Regions from separate parts of the Homo sapiens genome. Here region 2 is linked to region 1. Evidence: read pairs that join two places in POLR2A ChIA-PET (ENCODE). Cell type or tissue: OCI-LY7. All regions are shown on one strand. Each heading gives the region's core, and the rest is flanking DNA. Links, peaks and the distances in the headings are about the cores only.

Region 1 (8,302 bases), core at 303-8,302:
TTTTAAGAAGTTAATGATCACTTAATAAAATTAATGAATTTATTATTTCCTTATATTTCACTCCAATGCAAAAAAGTTTTCATTTACCTTAAATTCCAACTTGGGTTTTTGTTAAAAAATTAAACTCCAAACAAAATAAGTTTATTCAAAACGTCCTTCTGATAGCCTTCAATCCATTAAAAAACCTAGTTTAGACACTGTAGCAATTAAACTCTCTTTATTTTTTACTAATATCTTTAAAAATATATATTTGACATGTGGAAAGAAGTAAAACTGGCAAAGAAAAAGACAAAAGAACATTTGAGCCAGACATGGTGGCTCACACCTGTAATCCCAGCACTGCGGGAGGCTGAGGTAGCAGGTTTGCTTGAATCCAGGAGTTTGAGACAAGCCTTGGCAACACAGTGAGACCTTGTCTCTACAAGAAAACTGACCAGGTATGGTGGCACAGGCCTGGACTCCCAGCTACTCAGGAGGCTGAGGTGGGAGAATCACTTGAGCGCGGAAAGTTGAGGCTGCAATGGGCCATGTTTGCACCTCTGTACTCCAGCCTAGGTGACAGAGCAAGACCATTCACAGACCTAAACTCTTTTGAGACAGAGTCCCAAAAAAAAAAAAAAAAAAAACTGAGAGTCCTTAATTTCTTTTAGAGCTGGAGAAAACAATCGTGCTCATCCCTAAGTAACCTCTAGATACCTCTGCCAGCAACAGCAGTGCTTAGACAGACACATTGCTTTCAGAGTTCCCTCCTAAGGGTTCTTCTAAATGATGTCATATAATCCTGGTCAAATTTGGAACTGTAGGCAGCAGGCAGGTTTATCAAACCTCACTAAGGGCACTAAGGCGATGGTTACTACTGCTACCATGTGCCCCCAGCATAGGGACAAGAGACAGTAGGGCATTTGAACAGGCTCCTCACAAGAGGAACAAAAAGCAGAACTGATGCCATTCTGACATCAAACCTCATTGTATGCTACACTAGCATTTTACGTAGGGACATCTTATGCTCCTTAACAACTGTATAACCCATTAGATGCCACCCCCTCATACTAGACACTGGGGCACTGCAGGAGACAGCTCTCCAGGAGCCTGCAATCTAAAGGCGGGGGCAGATATGTCAACAAAATAATAATAGCACTTGAACAATAATGATAATCACAGCACTATATCATAGAAAAAAGGCCAATTTCTGTATTTCACTTGGAAATGTTTTATTTGCTGAATAAGTAATACATTCTTGTGGTTCAAAACTTTAAAACTAGAAAAAGGTATTCAGAGAAGTCCAGGAACAGCCGCCCGCTTCCTCTTCCTAGAGGTAACTAGCACTGAAGAAAGCACCAACTTCCGGCCATGGGAGCCACAAGATACCAAAGAGAAAAACTAGCCTCATACCCGAATAATGACAAGATAAACTTGACCCTGACTCAGGATGATCAGAGACTTACTTCATTCCAACTATTCTCCACAAGGTCACCAATGAACGCTTGCCTGCTTGCCAAATCTAAAAGGATGCTTTCTAGTCCCCATCTTCCTCAATACCCCTACAGCATTTCCCCCTCTATTTGAAACTTTGTCCTCTTTGAATTCTTTATGACATTACTTTCATGCTTTTCTTCCAAATTATCTAGCCTTTTGTTCTATCTTCTTTGTCTCATTTTTTTTTAATGTCTCTCTTTTTTTTTTTTTTTTTTTTTTCCAGAAATAGGTATCACTATGTTGCCCAGGTCTCAAATTCCTAGCTTCAAGCAATCCTCCCACCATAGCCTCCCAAAGTGTTGGGATTACAGGCATGAGCCACTGTACTCAGCTCTCCAGTTATAATTTCTAAGCAGATCTCCTTATACCTAAACACCCAAAGGATACTGATATATCCTGTATACTACCAATCTACCAACTTTCTTTTTTCGGGGGGTGGTGGGCATTCTGGCAAAAACCGGAGAGCCTGCTAGACAAATTCTAAGAGCTGTAACACTTATATACTACCGATTTTCTACAGGAATAATTTTCTACAGGAATAAATTAAAACACATAATAAATTAAAACACTTATATACTACCAATTTTCTACAGGAATAATTTAAAAGTCCCATCTGCCAAGGGACTCTTAAGCTTTAGCTTTTAGAGCAGAAAGGCATATTTTAGATTAGTTTGTTATAGGCAAGTAATAACTTATAAGAAGAAATGAGACCCAAAATTATTTTGCCTGGTTATGGATTTCTCTGCCATATTTTGAAGGCCATCTAACACACTGATAAAAACTTTATTAGGTATGATTACAAAAACAACAGTTGGCATTCACCTTACTTTCACCAGTATGTTGCTCCATTCACCCTGTGGTGCAACAGCTTCAATTAATTTTTCTTTCCTTTTTTTTTTTTTTGAGACTGAGTCTTGCTCTGTCGCCCAGGCTGGAGTGCAGTGGCACCATCTCAGCTCACTGCAAAATCCACGTCCCAGGTTCAAGCAGTTCTCATGCCTCAGCCTCCTGAGTAGCTGGGATTACAGGCGCATGCCACCATGCTCGGCTAATTTTTGTATTTTTAGTAGAGATGGTGTTTCACCATTTTGGCCAGGCTGGTCTCGAACCCCTGACTTCAAGTGATCCGCCTGCCTCGGCCTCCCAAAGTGCTGGGATTACAGGCTTGAGCCATCATGCCAGGCTCAATTTCACTGCTGTCGGTATCCTTCAATATATAGCTTTCTATACAAATGATATTTAAAATATGTTGATTATGCTATAAAGGACATTTTGGGAACAAATGGTGAAATCTGAATATGGGATTATATATTACAGAGAGGGTAATAAAGCAAATGTTGGAAAATGCTCATATAATATAAGCAAACAAATACAATATGCTGATAGAGAAAAGATAGTATTAAATTAACACTTAAAAATGTTGAGGCCAGGCGCTGTGGCTCACCCCTGTAATCCCAGCACTCTGGAAGGCTGAGGCGGGCAGATCGCCTGAGGTCAAGAGTTCAAGACCAGTCTGGCCAACATGGCGAAACCCTGTCTCTACTAAAAATACAAAAAGTAGCCAGGCGTGGTGGCATGCGCCTGTAATCCCAGCTCCTTGGGAGGGTGAGGCAGGAGAACTGCTTGAACCCAAGAGGCAGAGGTTGCAGTGAGCCAAGATCGCGCCCCTGCACTCCAGCCTGGGCAACAGAGCGAGACTCTCATTTAAAAAAGAAAAAATTACAAAAATGAGCCAGCATGGTGATGTGCACCTATAATCCCAGCTACTCTGGAGGCTGAGGCAAGAGAATCACTTGAACTCAGGAGGCGGAAATTGCAGTGAGCCGAGATAGCACCATTGCACTCCAGCCAGGGCAACAGAGCTGTCTTGAAAAAAAAAAAAAAACAAAAAACTTTTACCTGCTGTGGTTAAATTAATACCTTAATGTAACTTTTCTGGAAAAACTAGGTATATATAAGAATTAAACTTCTTGGGCAAGTTTACTAGAATACCAAAGTTTACTTAACCAATTTCCAGCTCTCCATATTAACAGTGTTCTCCACTCCTGTGAAGCCTACAGTATAGCTAATGCCCACCACAGTTCTCTAGTGTGCCCAGGCACTTATGTTCACTCCAACAGGGAGGGGTGCTTACCAAGAGTTAGTTGTGTTTGTCACCAAACCTGATTGTGCCAGCCACACTTGTTGCAATTTTGTAATTTTGTTAAACTGTACATTAGATGAAATGACTAAGTAGATTAAATGATTCAAAAAGAGAACTGTTTCTCTGAAGACTAAGTTGAATGCTTTGGAAAGACAATAAACACAGTTTTGCTTTTTCTGCTTTAAAACAAACTGCTTTTGGACAGGCGCCATGGCTCACGCCTGTAATCCCAGCATTTTCGGAGGCCAAGTTGAGTGGATTACATGAGGTCAGGAGTTCGAGACCAGCCTGGCCAACATGGTAAAACCCTATCTCTGCAAAAAATACAGAAATTAGCCAGGCACGGTGGCAGGCACCTGTAATCCCAGCTACTTGGGAGGCTGAGGCAGGAGAATCTGGGAGGCGAAGGCTGCAGTGAGCCGAGATTGCTCCATTGCACTCCAACCTGGGTGACACAGTGAGACTCTGTCTCAAAAAAAAAAAAAAAAATCTGCTTTTGGACTAGATATTACAATTGGAGATAACTATGACTTACGGGAAATATTAAATTAAGAATTCTTTATAAGACACTTGCCAAACAATCTAAGTTCTTACTCCACTTTCAAAAACCCAAAAATGTAAACTGTAAATTATGCATTATTGAGATGGTTTCTAAAAGAAAGGCTAAAAAAGAAAAAGAATAAGAAAACCTGAAAGCACTGCAACTAGCATACTCAAAAGAAAAAGAAAAGAATGTGGAACAAAAGGTATCATACCTTTTACAGAAGCAGGAAGAGAAAGAGAACAGAGAAATACAATCTGTTTATTTGGTTCTGTGATGAAGCAAGGTTTTAGTTCTTTGCAAAAGTAGATATCCATAGGTTAACTGTAATTTAAGTAGCAAGAGCAATAAAGTTTGAAAGATAAAGGAGAATATGAAGCTCATATTGTAAAGTTGGTCCTTCTCAACCAAGTCGATTAAAAAATTAAGAGAAGGTGGGACTAGTTATAAGAGAAATAATTCCAAACAGCCATATAGCTGCAATTGACGGGGATGAGACTATGGTTATGCATTTTAGGGGAAGATGAGTACAGGAAAAACAATGGGAGAAAGCAGTACCATGAAATTACACCATTGGTCTTATACTCTTTATGAAGCAAAGTAACAGTAACTTTCAAAAAATAATCTTTACGCTTTCATGTAAAAACAGAATAGCCAAGAGGGATACTCGTAAATAAATATTCCAAACACTTGTAAATGTCTTTAATATTTCAAACATGAATTATACATAAATTCACGAGGCTCTCTAATATAGATTCACGGCTACTCCAATTTAATTGCCTGAGACACCTGTTATTATTTAAGTAATCTTAACTCTTTACTAAAATCACTAAAGGACTAGCTATTCAGTAAGTGTCTCTTTTTCAATTCATTTCCCACATGCTGCCTGCTTTTGGCCATTTCACAGTAAATGAACTACAGAATGGGCTGCTGAGGAGGAAATGAAAAGTGAAATTCAAATAATCATGGCCTGTCTCCATCCTTTCAAACACCTCCCTCCCCCGCCACCACCACTTCATGTGAAACCAATTTTTTTTTCTTTTTTTTTTTTTTTTGAGACTCAAGTCTCGCTCTATCACCCAGGATGGAGTGCAGTAGCACGATCTCGGCTCACTGCAACCTCCAACTCCCGGGTTCAAGCGATTCTCCTGCCTCAGTCTCCTGAGTAGCTGGGATTACACGCGCGAGCCACCATGCCCAGCTAATTTTTGTATTTTTAGTAGAGACGGGGTTTCACCATGTTTGGTCAGGCTGGTCTCCTGATTTGCCCGCCTCGGCCTCCCAAAGCACTGGGATTACAGGCGTGAGCCACCGCACCCGGCCAATGTGAAACCAAATTTTTAAACTTTTGAAGGAGTTACTTGCTTGACTAGAATCACTGTAAGGTTGTTTTGTTTTGTTTTCAATAGCATGCTTCTTTACTGCACATTAAGTACATCTGAAAACACATATCTACGTATTAAGTATAAATGTATTAACTACTAGATAGTAAATCTGACAAAGGAGATAAACTACCTGAATTAGCTTAAGATCAGAAAAAAGAATTTTACCATTATTTTACTTACCTAGATTGGTCCTATCTTACACATCTGAACAAAACCTGTATCTTTCTAAGTGCAGAAACATGCCTAATTTTACTCCTCCAGAAATTTTAAGAGTAAAAACATTCCAAGCACCCATATTCAGTAATGTGGGTCTTTATGTGTGATACAGTTGTCATAATTCCAAAGTGGATACTTTCACCATAATCAGTGCTAAGATATAAATTCCAGTTAAAAACATTTCTAAGCCAAAAAAAAATCATTTTTTGTGCTATCAATAAAAAAATTGAGATTAAGAATATAAACAAAACTATCTGCTATTTTGCTATTCTAAGTTGGATGATTTAAGTCTGCTATGTTTAAAAAAACACACAAAAAAAAACCTTTACTAAGATAACTTTAAAGACACTGAGTTTATTTTGTGAAATTCTCAGGGAAAATATTAGCATCACATTAGCTCCACTCTTAAACGTTCACAGGATTTTATTAGTATCTTGATATTTAAATGGCCTGGTTATACTACTGTTTAGAAAACATGCACAAAGATGTTTCTCATTTGTGGAGATCTGAGAGGCTTCAAAAAAGTCTGACAAGAGGATGAGTTGCTAGTAAGGTTTTCTTAGAGGTAAGCATCCTTCCTGACCAACGAGATGGTTATTTAAGCAGTCTTTAAGCAAAACTACCATATAGTTTTATAGCCTATGCATTTCCTCTACTTATAAAAACTACTTCACACACACGTTGCCAGTAATTTCCTCTATCACTCCTAGGAAGGCCTGTCATGAAATGTGCAAATAGATATCATTTTACTTTGTAAACCTTGCTATAACTGAATTAGTTATGCTTCACTTAATAATGGGGATACATTCTTAGAAATATTAGGCAACTTCATTCTGCGAACATTGTAAACTGCTCTTAAACAAACCTAGATGGCACAACCGACTACACACCTATGCCAAATGGGATAGCCTGTTGCTCCTAGGCTACAAAACCTGTACAGCATGTTACTGTACTATATACTGCAGACGATTAGAACACAGTGGAATGTATTTGTGTGTCTAAACATACCTAAACATAGAAAAGGTAATACTCTGCCCTCTGACATTAGGACAGCTAGGACATAACTAGGTAACAGGAATTCTTCAGCTCCATTATAATCTTATGGGATATATGTGGTCCATCATTGAACAAAACATCATTATTCAGTGCAGTAAGACTTAAGGCATTTCCATAAGTAGTATCAAGAAAAATTTCCACTAATGATATCCTTAGGTTTTCTTCTTTGTTCTTGCTTATTCTCTACTGGATATACAGTATCAGAAAATGAAAACCTATGAGTAAAAGCATTTATTCTTAAGAACAGCACAGTCTTTATTGTGGAGTTCCCATTGCAAAAGACATTTAAAATGTATTGTCTAAAAGGAGATTATTAACATAATTATTTAAAATGTTCATTTCTACCTATTGTGTAATGAGATACATTTTTCCAAAAAAAATTTTTTTTTTTTTTTTTTTTTTTGAGACTGAGTTTGGCTCTTGTTGCCCAGGCTGGAATGCAATGGCTTGATCTTGGCTCACTGCACCCTCCGCCTCCGGGGTTCAAGCAATTCTCCAGTCTCAGCCTCCCAAGTAGCCACAATTACAGGCATGGGCCACCATGCCCGGCTAATTTTGTATTTTTAGTAGAGACGGGGTTTCTTCATGTTGGTTAGGCTGGTCTTGAACTCCTGACCTCAGGCGATCCGCCTGCCTCAGCCTCCCAAAATGCTGGGATTACAGGCGTGAGCCACCATGCCCGGCCTAAACTGGATTTTTAAGTTCCTGTGTTGATAATATCAAAACTGTATTCAATGTACAATAATAACTATTTTCAAAGCTGACTTTTACATATGGAATCCATCCATTTACTTAAGTAGAAACAATAAAATTCGGTATTTCAGGCTTATTTCCTTATCAATCAATGTTGGTAAGGAAATATAAAAATATCAATGGTTGTAAAACTGCTCTAAAAAATAACGTCTCTCAATCGTTCAGCTATTAAGTGTTTGCACTGTTCAGTTTTATTTTAAGAAGTCTATCTAAAAGGAACAGGACATTTGAGAGCTTTTCAGTAAGAACATCCACTTAAACAATAAACCTAGCTCAATCTTCTGGCCCAATACTTAATTTGCAGGGAATACAACTTGGGAGAAAAAGGATCAGAAATATATGTCTATGTTGGTAAAGATTCAGTCAGGATTCCTTATATATGTTAATAATTCAAAACTCTTCCCTACTTTTCATGAAATGGTCATAACCCTAAGCAAGATTTTGTATTTTGATTAGGCAGTGACTCACCTGAGTAGGAAACTGGAATACAGCCTATTAACTATGGATTCCAGAGTTTAAAATTCAGGAAGAAGAAGTAAATTTCATTAACTTTCAGGGACAATGCAAAAACAAAAAGACTAAAAATAAAAATGTCCTATGTTTACGCATTCAATAAAAATTTATTCATATACTGTCACCAAAATATGTACACAAAACATCACCGTAATTACAACTTCGCAATCACCAAAATGATTCCATATCCATCACCAATTCACTGGGAAAGTAAGTGTT
Region 2 (8,302 bases), core at 191-8,190, 520 kb after region 1:
AGAGAGGTAAGCTTATTTTATACAATATCAGGGAGAAGGCTGGAGAGCCAGTGTCAGGAACAGTTTCCTGAAGTCAGAGCTCTCAAACATTGAGGTTGGCTGCCTGTGGAGGAAGGGAGTTCAGGTAAAGGGTGAGCAGTAGAAATATTGTAGAGGACATTCAAAGATTTTTAACTGGTAGTTAAACCAGATGATCCTAAAATGCTATTTATATTCTGAGACTCCATTAAATATTTGAGCACCTACTGTTTCCATAACAATGTGAGCATCACAGCAGACAGATTCAGCAGTGTGAGAAACGAGATGACTACCCATGCTGGAGTATTCCAATCTCATGGTGGTGGTGGTAAAATAAAAATTAAAAAAGAAAAAAGTTGGCAAATAACATTATAATTCTATACAATAAAATGCAGGATATTTAAGCTATTTATTCATTCAATAAATATTTGAATGCCAATAAACTTCATAAGTGTCAGCATCACCATTGTAGTTGAAGAGAGAACAACACAATTTTTTAGGAGAAGGTGGAGTTGAGCTACACCGTAAAGACTTTATGGGACTGTGGGCCGGGCATGATGGCTCACATCTGTAATCCCAGCACTTTGGGAGGCTGAGGCGGACAGATCACTTGAGGTCAGCAGTTCGAGACCAGCCTGGCCAACACGTGAAACCCCGTCTCTACCAAAAATACAAAATTTAGCCAGGCGTGGTGGTGCATGCCTGTAATTTCAGCTACTTGGGAAGGTGAGGCACAAGAATTGCTTGAACCCAGGAGGTGGAAGTTGCAGTGAGCCAAGATCATGCCACTGTACTCCAGCCTGGGTGACAGACTGAGACTCTGTCTCAAAAAAAAAAAGAAAAAAAAAAAAGGCTTTATGGGACTATATTGGTGAACTCTAGAGCATCCAGTGAGGGGCTGTGGGATGAGTGAAAGCTAATTTCTAAGAATCACGAGGTGTGCTCTGAGGACAAAGAGGAAACCTTAGGGAAGTGGCACCAAGTGAAACCAGAAAGGAGACTGGGATCATATTGTGGTTGACCTTAAATATTACCTTAGTGTTGAGGAGTCACCTGTGTAACTGAGGAGAGAGGAGGAGGTGTGCATGACTCCAGCAGGTTGGAAAAAGCCAGTGCCTCTGCCAGACAGGAATGTGGAACGGGTGGAAAGTGGTGTGATCTTAGATGTGTAGAGTGTGATATTTTGGAAATCCTATTGGAAACAGTCAGTCAGGAAGGATGTCCTAGCTAAGAAGACATTTGAAGTTTTGAAAGTGGCTCATCTATTTCCTGATTGATACATACCATTAGTTCAGTTTGGGTCTATTATTTTTTGGGTCCAGTTTTTTTTTTAAAATGAATTGATAGGCATGTTTACCAGAGTGCTATTACTTTGTTTTTGGAGATGTCACTTTCTCATTTTTACCTGAATTGTGACTTACTTTGCCACTGTTGTGGAAGCGTTCTTACATTCTGACTTCACAGTACAAGATGTCACTTGATGTCACCAAGAGTTAAGAAAAGCTATTTTAAGTATGCTGGAAAAGGAATCTATTTCAGTGTTTGCGGGAGTCACTATTTTGAAGCAAACTAAGAATTTCTAAGGAGCTTGGAGACTTGCACATCTTCTGATATTGGGAGGTCTTAGGTTAAAAGACTTTTTTATTTGGATTCATTAATTGAGTGTAGGTCATTGTTAATGGAAAATCGTTGAACACTTAATAAATACAGCTATGTTTAAAGTTCTTAAAAATTTAAATACAGATTAGGAAGCCCAAATTTCAGAGGAACTGGTAGAGGATTTGTGCTTTGTTTTTAATGTTTTAAACAGCCCTGTGGTTATAGTTTAGAAAGGTCATAGTTTTGACGGTCCTCTATTAAAAGAAAGTGATTTTTCCATCAGAATACAGTTGAGTGCCACAGTGTATAGAGAAGCCATAGCTAATACTTTAAAATGTTTTACTTTTAAAATTTCAAAACAAACTGTAGGTTTTAAAAGTTTTCTCTCTCACAGTTTTAACCCAATCTGAGAAATAAAAAAGTAAAAAAAAATAAATGTATAATTTTGATCTCTCTAGGCTGAGCCCCTAGAGTGTAGCCCTTTATTCCTTGAAGGAGGCATCCCTTTAGTGAGTTTAAATTTATGAAGCCAGTCCCATGAAGGCTGCCTACTCATGTCTCCCTTGCCTTCAGTCTGTGTGTGCTTTGCTTTTAATTTGAGAAATAATCACTTGGTTGTGGTCTTGTGGACCAAATACTGTGTTATCTATAGACAAATTGAAATGTACTTTAAACATTATTTTATTATTTTTGACAAAAATTATACATATTTATGGCATACGGTGTGATATTTAAGTGATGTGTAATGGTCAAATTAGGGTAAGTAGTATATCAGTCACTTCAAACATTTTTCATTTCTTTGTATTGGGAACATTAAAAATTTTCTCTTCCAGCCATTTGAAAATACACAATACATTAGTATTTGTTTTCACCCTACAGGGCCTTAGACCACTAGAACTTAATTCTTCCTATCTAGCTGTAATTTTGTGTCTGTTAACCAATCTCTTCCTACCTTCCCCTTCCCAGTCTCTGGTAAGCACTGGCTTACTCTCTACTTCTATGAGATCAACTTTTTATTTTTATTTATTTATTTATTTTTTGAGACAGAGTCTTGCTCTGTCGCCCAGGCTGGAGTGTAATGGTGCGTGATCTCGGCTCACTGCAGCCTCCACCTCCCGTGTTCAAGTGATTCTCCTCCCTCAGCCTCCTGAGTAGCTGGGATTACAGGTGTCTGCCACCATGCCTGGCTAATTTTTTTGTATTTTTAGTAAAGATGGGGTTCACCTTGTTGGCCAGGCTGGTTTTGAACTCCTGACCTCAAGAGATCCCCGCCTTGGCCTCCTAAAGTGCTACGATTACATGTGTGAGCCACCGCCCCCGGCCAAGATCAACTTTTTAATTTAGTTATTTTTTTTTTTTTTTTTTTGAGACAGGTGCTCTGTTGCCCAAGCTGGAGTGCAGTGGTGTGATCTTGGTTCATTGCAGCCTCCACCTCCCATGCTCATATGTTTCTTCCACCTCAGTGTCCTGAGTAGCTGAGACCATAGACCCATGCCACCATACCTGGCTTTTGTTTTTTTGGTAGAGATGGTTCTCCCTGTGTTGCCCAGGTTGGTCCCAAACTCCTGGGCTGAAGCAGTCCTCCTTCCTTGGTCTCCCAAAAAGTGCTGGGATTACAGGCATGAGCCACCACAGCCAGCCAGATCAACTTTTTTAGCTTCCATGTACAAGTGAGAACATGCTGTATTTATCTTTCTGTACCTAACTTATTTCACTTCACATAACGTCCTCCAGGGTCATTCATGTTGCCTGAATAGTATTCAATTGTGTGTATAGACCACGTTTTCTTTACCTGTTCATCAGTTGCTGGACACTTAGATTGATTCCAATATTTTGTCTATTGTGAATAAGGCCGCAGTGAACATGGGAACGCAGATATTTCGTTGATGTGCTGATTTCTTTTCCATTGGGTGTATATGCAGCAGTGGGGTTGCTGGATGTATGATTGTTCTGCTTTTTTTAATTTTTTTTTAATTTTTTTTGAGAGAGTCTCACCCTGTCACCCAGGCTGGAGTGCAGTAGCACGATCTTAGCTCACTGCAAAGTCCACCTCCTGGGTTCAAACAATTCTTGTGCCTCAGCCTCCCAAGTAGCTGGGAGTACAGGTATGTGCTACCATACCTGGCTAATTTTTGTATTTTTAGTAGAGACAGGTTTACCATGTTGGCCAGGCTGGTCTCGAACTCCTGGCCTCAGGTGATCCACCCGCCTCTGCCTCCTAAAGTGCTAGAATTACAGGCTTTTTATTTTTTGAAGAAACTTCATTCTGTTTTCTATAATTGCTGTACTAATTTGCATTCCCACCAGGGGTGCACAAGAAGAGTTCTCCTTTCTCCACATCCTCACCAGCATCTGTTATTTTTTGTCTTTTTGGTAACAGCTATTCTAACTGGGGTGAGATGACATCACAGTGTGGTTTTGATTTGCGTTTTTCTTATGAATAATGATGTTGAACATATTTTCATATGTTTCTTGGCCATTTGTATGTCTTCTTTTGAGAACTCTCTATTTAGATCATTTTCTCATTTTTAAATTGGATTATTTGGTTTTTGTCTGTTGCGTTTCTTATATATCGTATATTTTACTCCCTTGGTGGATGAATAGTTTGCACATATTTTCTCCCATTCTGTAGTTGTCGCTTCACTTTTTTCATTGCTTCTGTTGCTGTGCAGAAGCTTTTAGTCTGATATAATTTTATTTGTCTATTTTTGCTTTTGTTGCATGAGTTCTCAGCCATAAAATCTTTGCCCAGACCAATGTCGGGAAGCCTTTTTCCTGTGTTTGTTTGTAGTAGTTTCAGAGTTTTGGCCTTACATTTAAGTCTTTAATCCATTAGAGATGATTTTTATATATGGAGAGACATAGGGGTCTACTTCCACTCTGCTGCCCATGGTTACACTGTTTCCTCAGTGGTGTTTGTTGAAGAGACTGTATGTATGTTCTTTTTGCCTTTGTTGAAAATCAGTTGGCTACATGTATGTGGATTTATTTCTGTTCTTTTGGTCCATGTGTCTGTTTTTATGTCACTCCCATGCTGATGCTGTTTTGGTTACTGTAGCTTTGTTTTTTGTTTCTGTTTTTGTTTTTTTGTTTGTTTTTGTTTTTAGTAGACGGAGCCTCACTCTGCCACCCAGGCTGCCCAGGCTGGAGTGAAGTGGCGCCATCTCGGCTCACTGCAATTTCCGCCTCCCAGGTTCAGGCCATTCTCCTGCCTCAGCCTCCCAAGTAGCTGGGACTACAGGCACCCGCCACAACGCCTGGCTAAGTTTTTTTTGTATTTTTAGTAGAGACGTGGTTTCACTGTGTTAGCCAGGATGGTCTTGATCTCCTGACCTTGTGATCCACCCGTCTTGGCCTCCCGAAGTGCTGGGATTACAGGCATGAGCCACCGTGCCCGGCCTGCTTTGCGTTTTTTAAAGTCAGGTAGTGGGATGCCTCTAGCTTCGTTTATTTTGTTTAGTGTCACTTTGGCTATTTGAGGTCTTTTGTGGTTTCATATAAATTTTAGGATTTTTTTTCCATTTCTGTGAAGAATGTCCTTGGTGTCTAGATAAGGATGCATTCGATCTGTAGATCACTTTGGGCAATAGGAAATGTACTTAATTTTTATTTAGAAAGTTAAGCAAAAATATCAACCAGTATTAAAAATGTTTTAAATATGTGTTAGACATTTAGACATCTTTAAAATCTTTTAAATATATGTAGACATTTATATTTAAAACATTTAAAAATACATGTCTATGTTTAGTTATGTTTATGCCTGCATGATTTAAAGAAAGAAATGATCTGGGTCCAATGAGATAACTTGTTAATAAACTGTTTATCATTCATAATCAGCCTTGTTACCCTAGAATAGGACACTTATTTTAATGTCTGACTTGGTTTCTTTTAAATTTATGGCTTTTATTTCTTTTTTTCCCTTAATCTTCTGACTACTCATTGTTAGAGAACTTCTTGATATTTTCAATTAGTTTCCAGAGCTTCTGCTCTGGTTAGCTGTTTTTTTAGCGCCAACTCTGAAATAATTTCCCAGGTTCCTGGTCCTTCCTCTGAGAGATTTAGTCCTTCATCCCATGTAGCGGAGCAAAAGGAGAGAGGTCATTGGCCTCACATTACTTTTCTATGTTGGTTGACTTAATATTATTACTTTTCCCAAGAAGGAATACATTTTTACAGTAGGAAAACTTTTTTTTTCTTTTCTTGAATTTAGCTGTTTGCCTTTGAAAGCTAGATCAAGCATACAAACACATGTATGTATGAGTATACATGTTCTCATGTTTCCCTGTTTATAAACTTTTCCTATAAGGATAGCCTAGGTAGTACATTCTTAATGTTTGCTATAGTTTTATATCTTGAATAAGTTAGTTCAGGAAAAGATTTGCTGACAATAGATGATAAATTCGTAGCTTGTGATGCAACATCATTTTAAAAAGCAAGTTTAAAAATTAAAGTTATTAGAAAAAGATGCAAAATGGTTTCTCCACATTCACCCTAGTTGGTTTCTCCCATAAACTGAGAATCTTGGAAGCTGATCTCCGGAGAATGTGGACGAGAAAACTATGTTTTAAACCTTTTTTTTATTCTACAGGAAATGAATTTGTTTGCCCTTTTTCCTGTGGTGCCATTGTGTCTGAATTTTCTTTCTGTTCTTATAATAGGCAGAATGAATAAGAAAGCCACACATTTGCGAATCCTCTGGATGCTGTGTGGGGCTATGCTGTGAGGTTGAATAATTATGATTAATTGTAAGCTGGACCATGTGCATTTCAGAGAGTGGGTAGTAATTAAGTAAGAGTTAATGATTTTACCATTGGGCTACTGGTATGTATTTATGATACATAGCTCTATTATTCCTACAAGATATACTTCGTAATTGCACAGATGTTGTTGAACTCCAATTTCAAGCCATAAAAGTGTTTTGGGGCTGCTTTCTTTTTATATATCTTTGTAATTCACTAGCAAGCCCTAAGAAAGGTGATACTAAAAGCTGAATCAAAAAGAAAGCAGGTGGTCAGTGTGTGTGTATGTGCACACAGGTTAATCAGGAGGGGAATTTGCTTTTTTGATTTGTTGTTCACTTTGCTATGTTTTAAATGTATTTTTATAAAAGTGCAAAGATACACTTATTTTAATGCTTTAAAATAACTTGAAATGATTGAGCAATCGTAGGCTAGTTCTGAGCATGCCTTTAAATTCAGGAAAAAAGGGTTACTTTGTATGTTGGACTTTAGGTAGAAATATTTATTAATATTTGTACTGTTTGTAGCTTTGGTTGATTTATGGTCACCTATGTAGGTTTAGGTTTTGTACACTGTGGATAATTATATATGTTAACTTTTTAAAAGATTAATTTTTATTGAAGATACAGAGAAACAGTAACTAGCATTATTTATTTGATTGGCTGTTCAACTTACTTTATCACCTCTTCAGCTGTTTTCCAGTCCACAATTGCTCAATTATTTCACAGGCAAGTAAGTTATACCTTCATATTTTCCCAAAATGAGAATAATGATATCCATCTTGCAGCATTGCTATGATGACTAGCAACAGTGGTTTTTATTCATTGTGTCTGGTACTATATACCAGCATTAAGAAGCTTTCTGCAGCCATTAGCTCATAAAACCTCACTATAGCCCTCTAGGGTAAGAATTGTTGCCCCAGTTTTCCAGATAAGGAAATTAATCATCAAGGTTCACATGGCTTTGCCAAAGTTGGGTGAAATTCCTAAGGAGCTGAGCTAGGACTGTGCATGTAGAGCACCAGACATTGTGCCTCTCACACGATTGTCATCTTACACGTCCATATCGATCCTTTGGAAAAAGTAGGTAAAGAGCTACTTTTTATTTTTTCTTTTTCCTAAGTGTTTTTTAACCTTCCGTTGTATTAGGCTTTAAAAACAAAATGGTTGTCCTCTTCCTAAAGAATAATTTCTCTCTGATAGGGAAAATGTGTGTATATTTCAATATTTTGGTGGTATATTTGGAATAGGATTTGTTAAAATTGTTTTTAATTATTATTATTTTTCATATTAAACACAGCTTTCAAACACTTAGGCATAAACATACAATTAAATACACACATTTCTAGCCTATGGTTATGTTTCTGTATAGGTTATATACTGCATGAACAGATGCATACTACATTTCAGTGTCTTTATTAGAAATGTATCACAGCTGGGCACGGTGGCTCACGCCTGTAATCCGAGCACTTTGGGAGGCCGAGGCGGGCGGATCACGAGGTGAGGGGATCGAGACCATCCTGGCTAACACGGTGAAACCCCGTCTCTACTAAAAATACAAAAAATCAGCTGGGCGTGGTGGCGGGTGCCTGTAGTCCCAGCTACTCGGGGCGGGGGGGTAGGGGGGGCGCTGAGGCAGGGGAATGGTGTGAACCTGGGAGGCGGAGCTTGCAGTGAACCGAGATTGCGCCACTGCACTCCAGCCTGGGCGACAGAGCAAGACTCCGCCTCAAAAAAAAAAAAAAAAAAAAGAAAGAAATGTATCACATTTATTTCCCATCTTCATGTACGTGGATGAAAATAAATTCAGCAGTTTTTAGCTCTCTCCCGTCCCCATTTCATTATGGAAAATTGCGTACGGGGCCTTAGGAGTCAACAGGATTTTTGTGGTTGGTTCAAGATCCAGATTTTTTCCTAGACAGCCTATAATTGTATTCCGATTTGCCT

The links. Peaks named below come from ENCODE experiments on the same cell type or tissue, not always from the same donor. Only the 100,000 strongest peaks of a DNase experiment are listed, where the experiment ranks them.
Region 2: POLR2A ChIA-PET joins it to region 1 with 9 read pairs; 3 of 35 experiments call an interaction of 5 or more read pairs at or near these places.

What each region holds. Positions count from the first base shown.
Region 1 is chr10:35,129,115-35,137,416 of GRCh38, reverse strand. The region is part of intron 1 of CREM (cAMP responsive element modulator); the gene reads right to left. It also overlaps the pseudogene RNU7-77P. Among named protein-coding and RNA genes, the nearest start is that of CREM, 6.4 kb to the right of the region's middle. RefSeq lists an enhancer at 820-869 and a silencer at 3,542-3,611. In OCI-LY7, for the core only: no CTCF peak of the experiment used is centred there; DNase peaks (open chromatin) are centred at 946, 1,316 and 5,146; H3K4me3 peaks cover 4,126 bases; H3K27ac peaks cover 3,389 bases.
Region 2 is chr10:34,611,612-34,619,913 of GRCh38, reverse strand. All of the region lies in intron 2 of PARD3 (par-3 family cell polarity regulator), which reads left to right. Among named protein-coding and RNA genes, the nearest start is that of PARD3, 200 kb to the left of the region's middle. In OCI-LY7, for the core only: no CTCF peak of the experiment used is centred there; no DNase peak of the experiment used is centred there.